Regions from separate parts of the Homo sapiens genome. Here region 2 is linked to region 1. A link is a contact called in ENCODE Hi-C data. All regions are on one chromosome and are shown on one strand. Each heading gives the region's core, a stretch centred on a gene start or an enhancer-like site at or near the end of the contact. The rest is flanking DNA. Distances are from core to core; before and after follow the strand shown. Region 1 has its middle 5.9 kb from the start of NLRP3. Region 2 has its middle 33 kb from the start of SH3BP5L.

Region 1 (5,737 bases), core at 1,891-4,390:
ACCACCTCACAAAGACATCTGTGCACTCATGTTCATAGCAGCATTATTCACCATGGTCCAGATAGGCAAACAACCCAAGTGTCTATTGACAGATGAATAAATAAAGAGTTTGGGGCATATATACACAATACAATCTTAGTTAGTATTAAAAATTGAGACTCTGCTATTTGCCACAACATAGATGAACCCGGTGGACTTTACACAAAGCATAATAAGCCAGGCACAGAAAGACAAACACTACATGATCTCACTCATATGTGGAACCTTAAAAAAAAAAAAAAAAAAAGTTAGGCCAGGAGTGGTGCCTCACACCTGTAATCCCAGCACTTTGGGAGGCTGAGGTGAGTGGATCACTTGAGCCCAAGAGCTTGAGACCAGCCTGGGCAAGATAGTGAGGCTTCACCTCTACCAAAAAAATGAAAAAAAGAAAAGAAAGGAGGGAGGGAGGGAAGGAAGCCAGGTGCAGTGGTGTGCACATGTCACCCCAGCTACTTGAGAGGCTGGGAGGCTGAGGTGGGAGGATTGCTTGAGTCTGGGAGGTCGAGGCTGCAGTGAGCCGAGATCACACCACTGCACTCCAGCCTGAGTGACAGACCGAGATCCTGTCTCAAAAAAAAATAGTTGAATATATAGAAACAGAGAGTTACCGGGGTAGAGGAAATAAAATGACGGTCAAAGGGTACGAAATTTCGGTTATGTAGGATAAATAAGCCGAGAGATCTAACAAACAGTGTGGGAACGATAGTTAAAAATATTATAAACCTGAAATTTGCTAAGAGAGATTTTAGATGTTTTTACCACCCACAAGAAAGATTATTATGTGAGATGGTGGCTATGTTAACTCATGTTAATTTGCTTGACTGCAGCAATCATTTCACTATGTATATCAAACTGCCATGTTATACACCTGAAATATGTACAATAAAATAAATATTCGCACCTTTTTCATGCACAGGCCTGTGAGTGCTCACAAGCATATAGCTACCCACCACCACAGCCCACACAGAGCACCTGCATCAGCTGCACATGCTCCCTGTGCAGCCTCTGTCCCCACCCACTGTGCTGCCACATAGTCAGCCTCTGTCCCCACCCGCAGCCCCACTTCTTCCACCTGCTAAAGCATTACCTTTTCCAGAGCATCACATAAACAGTGTGCAGCCTTTGGTGAGCGAGTCCGCTCACTTCATATGATGCCTGTGAGATTCAGATCAGTAGCTTATTCCTTTTTACTGCAGTTAAGTATTTCATGGGTTGGATAGGCCACAATTTGGTTTTCTATTCCCTAGGCAAAGGACAGTTGGGCTGTTTCCGTTTTTGGCAATCGTCAATTATGCCACTGTCACTCATGCAGCTGGCGAACTGGCTGCAATTGTGTAAGGACATCAGTCACTTGGGGCAGTGGGAAGTTCACGAGAAGCAGATGAGGTTTCCAGCCTTCGCTGCTTCACTCTCCGCTGAATGCTGCGACCACTCCTGTGGTCCGACTCCTTGCCTGCGACCCTCACCTCAGCTTTCCTGTGAGGCTCAAATAAAACAAGACCTGATCTATAATACATTATTGTAGAGAGGAAAAAATAAATAAAATAATACCTGACAGCAAAATGTAAACTGTACAGTAGTATTCAAATTGTAGGTCAGGCCAGTTTCAGTGGCTCACACCTGTAATCCCAACGCTTTGGGAGGTTTGAGGCAGGAGGATCACTTGAAGCCAGGAGGCCAAGAGCAGCCTGGGCAACATAGTGAGACCCCATCTCCACAAAAAATTAAAAAATAGACGGATGTGGTGGTGCATGCCTGTAGTACCAGCTACTCAGGACGCTGAGGTGGGAGGATCGCTTGAGCCCAGGAAATTGAGGCTGCAGTGAGCTAGGACTGTGCCACTGCACTCCAGCCTGGGTGACAGAGTGAGACCCTATATTAAAAAAATGCAGATTATGAATCTTGAAAAGATACTCTAATCATACATAAAAACTTGTCAATGAAAGACCACCATACTCTGTGTGTTATTATGCATTCTGAAAAAATTTTGTTTCAGATTTGGGAATATCAAAATCAACACAAATAAATAAGTCAACTCACAAAAGTAAAACGCGGTGATTTTCCATACATCATTCATGCAAAAAAAAATAATAATAATTTACTCTTGTACATTTAAGAAAAATAATTGCTTCCATTAAATACCCAAAGCTCACTTAAGTGGACTGGAACTCACAGCACTGAATTCCAAACTAAAATTGCATGAATGATTTCAAGTTGAAATCACCTGTGGTCCCCAGCTACTGGGGAGGCTGAGGTGGGAGGATCTTCTGAACCCAGGAAGTCAAGGCTTGCAGTGAACTGAGATTGTGTCACTGCACTTCAGCCTGGGTGACAGAGCCAAATCCTGTCTCCAAATAAATAAATAAATAAAAATACGCAAATAAATAAAAATTTAAAAAGAACTTAATCCCCCAATACAATAGTATTCAGGGGTGTGGTGTTTGTGGGGTGATTGAGTTTGTGGGGTGATGAATGGGATTCACACACTTGTAAAAGGGCTCCGGGTTCAAGGGGGTGCTCTCTCTTGCCTATCTGCCATGGGCCATGTGAGGACATGGCAACAAGGCACCATCTTGGAAGCAGAGAGCACTTCTCACCGGGCACCAAGGCCAGCGCCTTGATCCTGGACCTCACGGCCTCCAGAGCTCTAAGAAATAAATTTCTGCTCCTTAGAAATTACCCAGTCTCAGGTGTTTTGTTAGTACAAACGGACTAAGACACAAGCCCAAGTGGGATGATCTCAGGGGTGCTCAGCAAAGGCAGAGATCAGCCCAGAAGCCAGACATCCTCCCCTACTAGAGAGAACAGAAGAGATCGGAGGTGGGGAGTGCCAAAGTATCTGAGGTTACCAAGAAACAGACTGCATTTCAAACTGAAAGTGACTGGCTGATATTAAAAATGGCAATTTCACTTTCTCTCACCAGAAAAAATGTGACTAGCAGGAAGGGAAAAGGTATGAACAAAGACAAATTGGGTTTCAGAAAGTACAGTCATAACATTAGCGAGACTTTGTGAGTTCTTGTGAGGAGACGTGACCTTCCGTTGCTGCTGCTGCTCTTCCCTCTTTCCAGGGGTGACTGCTCCTCTGGGGCCTGGAGTGCTGGCGCTGAGTCAGCTTCCCCAGCTGAGGTGGGTTTTCCTAATGTGTCTATGACCCAAGAGTCCCAGGGGCCCCCGATTCCTCGACCTCTACACTTTCTGAGACACAGACTAAAAAGTGGATGGCCATCAAGAAAAAAGCTGTCAGTTCTTACTTTACGAAAGCCAAGTCCTTCATATAAGCATGCTATGTAATATGTTGGAATTGGCTTCTTCATCCCATTTATCTTCTCCTTTTCCTGTGTTCATAATCTGATCTCTAGAACCCACCAAGAGTGTTAGAGCCAGAGCCCCTTGTCTTGGTTCTTTGCCTCATCTACCTTTAAGGAATGCCTCCCAGTGCTCTCCAATATCTCTGAAAGACACATGCCAAGTTAAAGCAAATCGAGAGGACTTTATTGCAAACTCACAAAGAGAAGGAAAACAGGTAAGTATTCTTCATTACAAAAGTAATAGATAGTATGATTTTGTTTTTTGTTCATTTGTTTGTTTGTTTACTTGAGACGGAGTCCACTCTATTGCCCATGCTGGAGTGCAGTGGCGCAATCTCGGCTCACTGTAATTTCTGCCTCCCGCATTCAAGCAATTCTCCTGCCTCAGCCTCCCGAGTAGCTGGGACTACAGGCACCCACCACCACGCCCGGCTAATTTTTGTATTTTTAGTAGAGATGGGGTTTCACCATATTGGTCAGGCTGGTCTCCAACTCCTGACCTCAGGTGATCCACGCACCTCGGCCTCCCAAAGTGCTGGGATTACAGGCGCGAGCCACCACGCCCAGCCAATAGTATGATTTTTGTGAGGCATACATGGCTTGACTAAAAACCAGTGACTGAGTCACTTATATTTTATTTCATTGCTGAAATATAAACAGTTTCATATATGAGGGAATAAATTCAATCCCACCTACATTTTTTTCTTTTTCACAATTTTCGGTGCTTTTAAAAAATATTGTCTTCTTTTGAATACATTTTTAGTTGATTCATCTTTATTGTGAGGTATAGACACAAAATCTCAGTCTCACAGTATACTTACATTTCTAAGTTTGTTGCCAAGATGTAAAATCAGGGCTTTTACATAAACTAGTCAGATTTCAGGTTTCTGTTTAAAACTTAGAATTCTAGAACTAAGTCAACCACCATCCCTTCAACAAACGTGGCACCAGGAGCTTGTGCAGGCTGCCCCCACTGAGCATGGACTCAGGTTTTCCACAGTCCTCACCACTCCCTACTACCTCCTACTTTCCGTCCACACCTCTCATTTATATCGCCCACCGGAAACTCGAGGAATTGGAATTCACAGCACCTGACTTTCAACCTTGCCTTTAAACAAATAAATAATCAAAAAATAAACAATCAAGTTCCTTCATCAGAGATAAGGGACATTTGAGAGCAGTCAGTTATCTGCAGGAAAAAAAAAAAAAAACAAAAACGGTGATTTTAGTGCTCCTTGTCCATAACAGGTGGCTATGCCCAAGAGCCAAAAGGTAGAGACAACCCCAGTCTCCCGCAACAGATGAATGGAAAAACAACAAGGGCTATACACACACCACGGAATAGTCTAAAGAGAAAGGAAATTCTGACACACACTGCAACATGGACAAACCCTGAGGACATTTGCTGAGTGCGACAGGCCAGTCACCAAGGGACACACACTGTACGATTCTATGTATAGGAAGTTTCTACAGTAACCAAATTCACAGAAACAAAAAATAGAACCAGGGACAAAAAAAAACAGAGGGTGGGGGGATTGGGGAGAGAGGAATGGGGAATGAGTGCTTCATGAGTACAGAGTTTCACTTTTGCAAGATGAAAGCATTCTGGAGATTGGTTGTGCAACAATATGATTATTAAAAGTAAGAAACTGTATTTCGCTTTACCAGATATACCAATATAAATAATAAATGGACTGAATTCTTGAAATATATTTATAAGCATAGAGAAAAGAATGGAAAATACATACCACTTTTGCCTCCGAGGTCACCCTGAAAAGAGGTGACTGAGTTGGGAGAAGAAGTTTCTGCTTCACACAATTCTGTATCATCTGTTTTTTGCAAATAACATCAGCAATTTGTTAAAAAGTTACAGAAAAAGCTAAAAAGAGTTCCTGATAAAGAGGGCAGGGGGAAAGCTCTAGCCCCCGTGTCATTTCTAAAATCAACTACGAACAACAAGAAAGAGAAACAGAAAAGGAATCTCCACTTCTATGAAGACACCACTCAGTGGGGGACTGACCCCCAGGTGCTTGGCACCTGGGACTGGGAAGAGGAGGGCCAGGATGAGGGAGACCCTCTGTAGACCTTGGGGGTGGCAAAGAGAATCAAGGTTTTCCCAGGGCTGAAGCACAAACTAGTGGAGTCATCAACCCTGAGCCCCGCTCTCTTTGGAACCACAAGGTCAAGTCCACGGGCAAACCCCAAAACCTCTTTGGACACTGTGAGCAACAGCAGGAAGTGGGGAGGAAACACGGACGAGCATCTGCCAGAGCAAATGGTTGTCTGTTCCCAGTGTGGGAGAAACTGCAGGTCAAGACCAGCCTCAGCCATGCTGACACCAGTCACTGAGAAGTGCAAGTGAAATCACCCCAAATCTGTGACATGTA
Region 2 (5,737 bases), core at 2,086-4,585, 1.4 Mb before region 1:
TAACATATGCCCCCACAGAAGACCCCTTGTCACATTCTGTTTTCTCCTCCACCTTCCCCAGCAAGCTCTCTGCCCTTAAAGCCAGTCACATGTAGTGACCTTCTATGCCCATTGCTTTACAAGGGAAACTCCTGCTTAGATACCTGGTCATTAGCTTACAGAGAAATTCTGGGAAAAGGCAGTGAGAAAGGCCCTCTCACCAACTCACACAGTGCCACCCTAATAGGAGAAGGGGACCACTCAATGAGAGTTTCTTTACTCATTTTCCCTGAAGCAACCATTGTAGCAGCTGTCACAGAACAAAGAAGTCTCAGGTTTGCTGATGCAGAAAACTTCTAATAGTATTTAAGTAACGTTTTCTAACATCTACCAATTAAAGTTAGAGGAAATCTTAGGGTGAAGTTTTTGCAGGCTACCCATCATAAACATTCTGCAAAGAGCTCCAAACTATTGATTTTTAAAAAAATTTGTAATAATATTCCAAAGTCCAAAATGTGTAGGGTAGACCAGCAGTTTGGAAACCCAAGTAAGAGACAGTTTGTTGAGAGAGTTTCCTGTATATGTAATGTTTTTCAATAAATTTAGGAAGTTTTTAGTCATTATTTCTTTGAATATTTTTTGCTGCTTCTTTCTCTTCCTTCTCTCTCTCTTTTTTTCTTTTGGGACTTCCCCCCTGTTGCTCTGTTCATTTTTATATCCTTTATTCTGCCAGTTATTAAGATTGTAAAATCTCTATCAGTCAATCTTCAAGTTTGTTCTTTCTTCTGCAAATTCAAGTCCAATGTTGAACTCTGCTAAATTTTTTATTTCAGCTATTGTACTTTTCAACTCCAGAATTTACATTTAAAAAATAATTTCTATCTATTGATATTCTCTATCTGATGTGATATTATCATCATACCTTCCTTTAGTTGTTTAATCAAGTTTCCTTTAGTTCTTTGAACTACTTTGAAGACTTTTTTTTTTTTTTTTGAGATGGAGTTTCGCAATCTTTTCCCAAGCTGGAGTACAATGGTGTGATCTCGGCTTACCACAACCTCTGCCTCCTGGGTTCAAGCAATTCTCCTGCTTCAGTCTCCTGAGTAGCTGGGATTACAGGCATGGGCCACCACGCCTGGCTAAATTTTGTATTTTTAATAGAGACGGGGTTTCTTCATGTTGGCCAGACTGTTCTCGAACTCCTGACCTCAGGTGATCCACTCTCCTTGGCCCCCCAAAGTGTTGGGATTACAGGTGTGAGCCATGAAACTTTGTTAAATCTGACATCTGGTAACTTGTGAAGGTGAATTTTATGTGTCAACTTAGGCCACACGGTATCCAAATATTTTGTCAAATATTATTCTAGAAATTTCTGTGAAGTTATATATTGGATGAGACTAATATTTAAATCTGTAGACTGAGTACAGCAGATTACCCATTATGATATGGGTGGGCCTCCTCAAATCAGTGGAAAGCCTTTATAGAAAAAGACTAACCTCCTTGGAAGAAGGAAGACTTTTGCCAGAAGACTGCCTTTGGACTCAAATTACAAGTCTTCCCTGGATTTTCAGCCCTGCCAGCCTACTCTGCACATTTGAACTTGCCAAGCCCCCACAACTGCATGAAGAAATCCTTTAAAATGAACCTCTCTCTCTCTCTCTCTCTCTCTCTCTCTGTCTCTAAACATCCTGTTGATTCTGTTTTCCTGGACAATCCTGACTAATATATCATTCATAGAGGCAGTTTCTGTTTCCTGATTTTTCTTTAGTTTATGGGCCATATTTTCTGTTTCTTTGCATGTCTCATAACGTTTGTTGGAAACTGGACATTTTAGATCACGTACTGAAGCAACTCCGGGTGTGCCCGCCACCTCAGGTGGGCTTGTTATTGTTATTTGCCTGCTTATTTGTGTAGTGATTAGCTGGATTATTTTCCTGAAGCCTATTCTCCCACTACCACACTCATTCTTCCCCACCCCCTGCAGTGGGAAGCCTCTAAGCCTCTAATGTTGCTCCTCACAGGACACAACCTTTGGTATGCCCACAGTCATTGTGGGATGATGGTGGTTTTGGCAGATTTCTTTTTGACTATCTATTCCTGAACTTACTCAGCTGTTAAGCTCTCTAATTGCAGGCTGATTGCTCAGCTGTTTTCAACAATGCTCTGGGCATCCATTGCCCTATAGGCTTAGCTAATCAAATTCAGGCTCCTTTGTAGGGACAGTTACCAAAGTCACTGAAACATGTTCTGACTCCAGGAGGGCTCTTTGTAGTTGTCTGGTGTCTTGTTTCTCTCTGGCAAACCAGCCGGCCTACAGTTTAGCCTATATTTCTGTCTTAGTCAGCTTGGTGTGCTATTACAAAATATTATAAACTAGGTGGCTTATAGACAAAAGAAATTTATTTCTCACGGTTCTGGACACTGAAAGTCCAAGATCAGGATGCCAGCATGGTCAGGTTCTGGTGAAGGCCCTCTTCAGGTTGCAGACTGTTGACTTCTCATTGTATCTTCACATGGTGGAAAGAAGGTGAGAGAGCTCTCTGGGGTCCCTTTTATAAGGTCACTAATTCCATTCATGAGGGCTCCACCCTCATGATCTAATGACCTTCCGAAGGCCCCATCTCCTAATATCATCACATTGGGGGTTATAATTTCAACATATGAATTTTGGGGGAACACAAGCATTCAGTCCATAGCAATCGTCAATGAATCTACTAATTGCTTCCCAATCGCCTTTCACCGCAACCGCCACTGTTTTATTCCCCCTATATTTAGAGGACTCTTAGACTTGAACTTCAGACTCAGTTATAAGTGAGGTCTGTTCCTTTGAGTAGAAAGCTGGAGCTCTCTGTTCTATGCCTGCTTCTGCCCCTGGGTAAAATCTCTGAGCCATGGCTCTGGAGAAAATGGCATGCTTCTCCTGAGTGACGCCTCTACTTTAGGAGCTGAGCACTTGGTAGAATGGTGTGCAGCAGCCCTAGAATTTCTCAGGTTGGCCTTTATTGGCATGGGACTGCTGCCAGTGAACTAGGGCAGTGGTGATTGGGGCCTCAGTATTTGCAGTATGTGCAGTATTCTCAAGGTCGAGCCTGTATCCCATGACTAGGAGAGGCAAGGAAGAAGGGAGTCTTCACTTGTCAGCCATACTCACCTGGAATTTATTATCTTCAGTAGGAAGAAACTGGGGGTAGGATGAGACATGCTAACTTTCTGCTCCAGAAAGTGTGAAAGTTATCAGAATCAAAACAAGTCCCTTGTTAACAAAGCTCCGACAAAAAGAGCCAGAAAAGGCCGTGAACAGAGGGTTCTCACGCACGAATGCCTGATAACAGGAACTATCACAAAAAGCTCTGCAAAAACCACAGCCTTGCACAAAGACCATCACAGCCTTACACAAAAATATAATTCTGCGAGGACATCTGCCCAGCAACTGCTTGTCCAACCTCAGACTGGCACCACCTTTATTATTTGATTCTTATAGCCAAGGACAGTTATCTCAAAACAATTATGTAATCCTCCTTATTTTTCCTTTAAAAACCACTGTCTTCTGTTACCTCCCTGAATACACACATAGTTTTCTATGGCACATATATTCCCATTGCAATTCTATTCCTAAATAAACATCATTTTCGTTAGAGAGTCTCCCTCTCTGTCAATGTAGGTTGACAGAAGTTTGTCCCCTGACTGGGAGCTTTGGGGAGAGGAAGCTGTGTGTTCTTGGCTATAATAGTCTAGAGTAGAGTTTCCATCTTGCTGAGTTGTCCCCTGACTGGGAGCACTGCAGAGAGGAAGCCGTGTGTTCTTGCCTGTAACAGTCTAGAGTAGAGTTTCCATCTTGCTGAGTTGTCCCCTGACTGGGAGCACTGGGGAGAGGAAGCCGTGTGTTCTTGGCTGTAACAGTCTAGAGTAGAGTTTCCATCTTGCTGAGTTGTCCCCTGACTGGGAGCACTGCGGAGAGGAAGCCGTGTGTTCTTGCCTGTAACAGTCTAGAGTAGAGTTTCCATCTTGCTGAGTTGTCCCCTGACTGGGAGCACTGCGGAGAGGAAGCCGTGTGTTCTTGGCTGTAACACTCTAGAGTAGAGTTTCCATCTTGCTGAGTTGGGCGGGGTGCAGGGCATGGATCTTGGTTCCCCTGAGGAGCCATTTCCTGGGAGGTTGCAAGGATGATGGCTGCCCTGAAAGAGCAGAGTCACCTGCAGGGATCCCTGCTGGACCACACAATGCTCGGCACGTTTCTGAGCACTTCTTATACATCTGCCATTTTACCGATGCGTTCACCATTCCAGGCCCAACTTAAATAATAAAGTTGCTAAGGCCCCTCTCCTGGCAGCTTAGATCAGAATCTCTGAGGATAAACTGGACACGGATATATGTGTAAAGATCCACAGATGATGATGTTAAGTCATACTGAGGGCTGATATCGACAGCTATGGCTCCAGACAGTTAATTCCCAATAACTCCTCTGTAAATCAGCTATACCAAGGATATGTCTTGGAGCCGTTTGTGTTCTGCTAAACACATGGCACCAATAAATGAACTATTCTAAGATAAGAGGGTGTGCAGATTGCTCAGAAAAGGCTGTCTAAACCTCTCTTTCAGGTTTCAGGACCCAACACAAACCTTTGCCCCTGGGCCATTCTTTAACCAGAAGAGGCCCGTCCAGTCTGAATACCCTTTATTGATCTCTCGCCTTGTCCAGTGTGAGGCTCTGCTGCCATCTAGGCCTTGGGGTTGACAGAGATACTGGAGCCATTCCACATGTTCTCTTTATTTAACACACATTCCCTTTATTTAACTCCCATCGAATAAAATTTATAGGAGGCCATTGGTTTAGACTGAGCCCCTGCCACTGAGCCCAATAGACCAAACCAAAGTGAAGTCACTCATGCTGAAGGTCCACAATACCAAGCTCAAACTAAGCTGTTTATCTGACTTGCCAGGAAATCAAGAGAGAGAGGTAATAGATCCTCAAACAAGCCAATTTTAGCTGACATGATGAGAAAGTACCCTTTGCTTTAACTTTTACAAGGAAACTAACTTTGAAATGACCAATTCTCTTTTAGCTCTCTCTTCTGCTTCCCGGAGCCCTTTTCCGTTTATAAAGCTGTAAGCCAAAAATAAAATTCTAAGCCCCCAACCAACTGAACAGACCCCTCCTCTTGGATAAGGACGTCCTGAAGTTAACCTGAAAAACTAGTTCAGGCCATCATGGGAAGCGGAGGTTGGACATGCCTCATTATAACGTACTCTCTTTGGAATTCAGGCACAACTGACCAGCATTAACATTAAAACAGAGACCTGAAGACTGACATAGTAGCTCTTTATAGCAATAACATACCAACATAACAGCAGGCCCTGAAAGAAATCAAATTATTTTACCCCAAAATATGTATCTTTGACATATTTTAAAAAGGCCTGGTACAGCTATTTTTTTGTAGGGAAAATCTACATTCTGTTGAGAATCTCCTACCTGGAGATTTGATCTGTATGATAAAAATCTTGGTCTTCATAACCCCTCGTCTTTTTTTTTTTTTTTTGAGATGGTGTCTTGCCCTGTTGCCCAGGCTGGAGTGCAGTGGCGTGATCTTGGCTCACTGAAGCCTCCGCCTCCCGGGTTCAAGTGATTCTCCTGCCTCAGCCTCCCGAGTAGCTGGGATTACAGGCATGCACCACCATGCCCGGCTAATTTTTTGTATCTTTAGTAGAGATGGGGTTTCTCCATGTTGGCCAAGCTGGTCTTGAACCCCTGACCTTGTGA

The links. A loop is a pair of places that touch in the nucleus more often than their neighbours do. Pooled maps may share reads with other maps.
Region 2: a loop to region 1 is called in a pooled map, with 3 times the contacts of the local background. The contact joins two enhancer-like sites. A Hi-C loop is called at or near these places in 2 of 50 pooled maps.

The regions. Positions count from the first base shown.
Region 1 is chr1:247,407,399-247,413,135 of GRCh38, reverse strand. No RefSeq gene overlaps it. Among named protein-coding and RNA genes, the nearest start is that of NLRP3, 5.9 kb to the left of the region's middle. RefSeq lists enhancers at 2,560-2,619, 2,730-2,779. Within about 2 kb of position 3,140, at least 4 of the 41 ENCODE cell types and tissues checked have a DNase peak (open chromatin) inside an H3K27ac peak, as active enhancers do.
Region 2 is chr1:248,790,134-248,795,870 of GRCh38, reverse strand. No RefSeq gene overlaps it. Among named protein-coding and RNA genes, the nearest start is that of SH3BP5L, 33 kb to the left of the region's middle. RefSeq lists a silencer at 2,207-2,296. Within about 2 kb of position 3,335, at least 2 of the 41 ENCODE cell types and tissues checked have a DNase peak (open chromatin) inside an H3K27ac peak, as active enhancers do.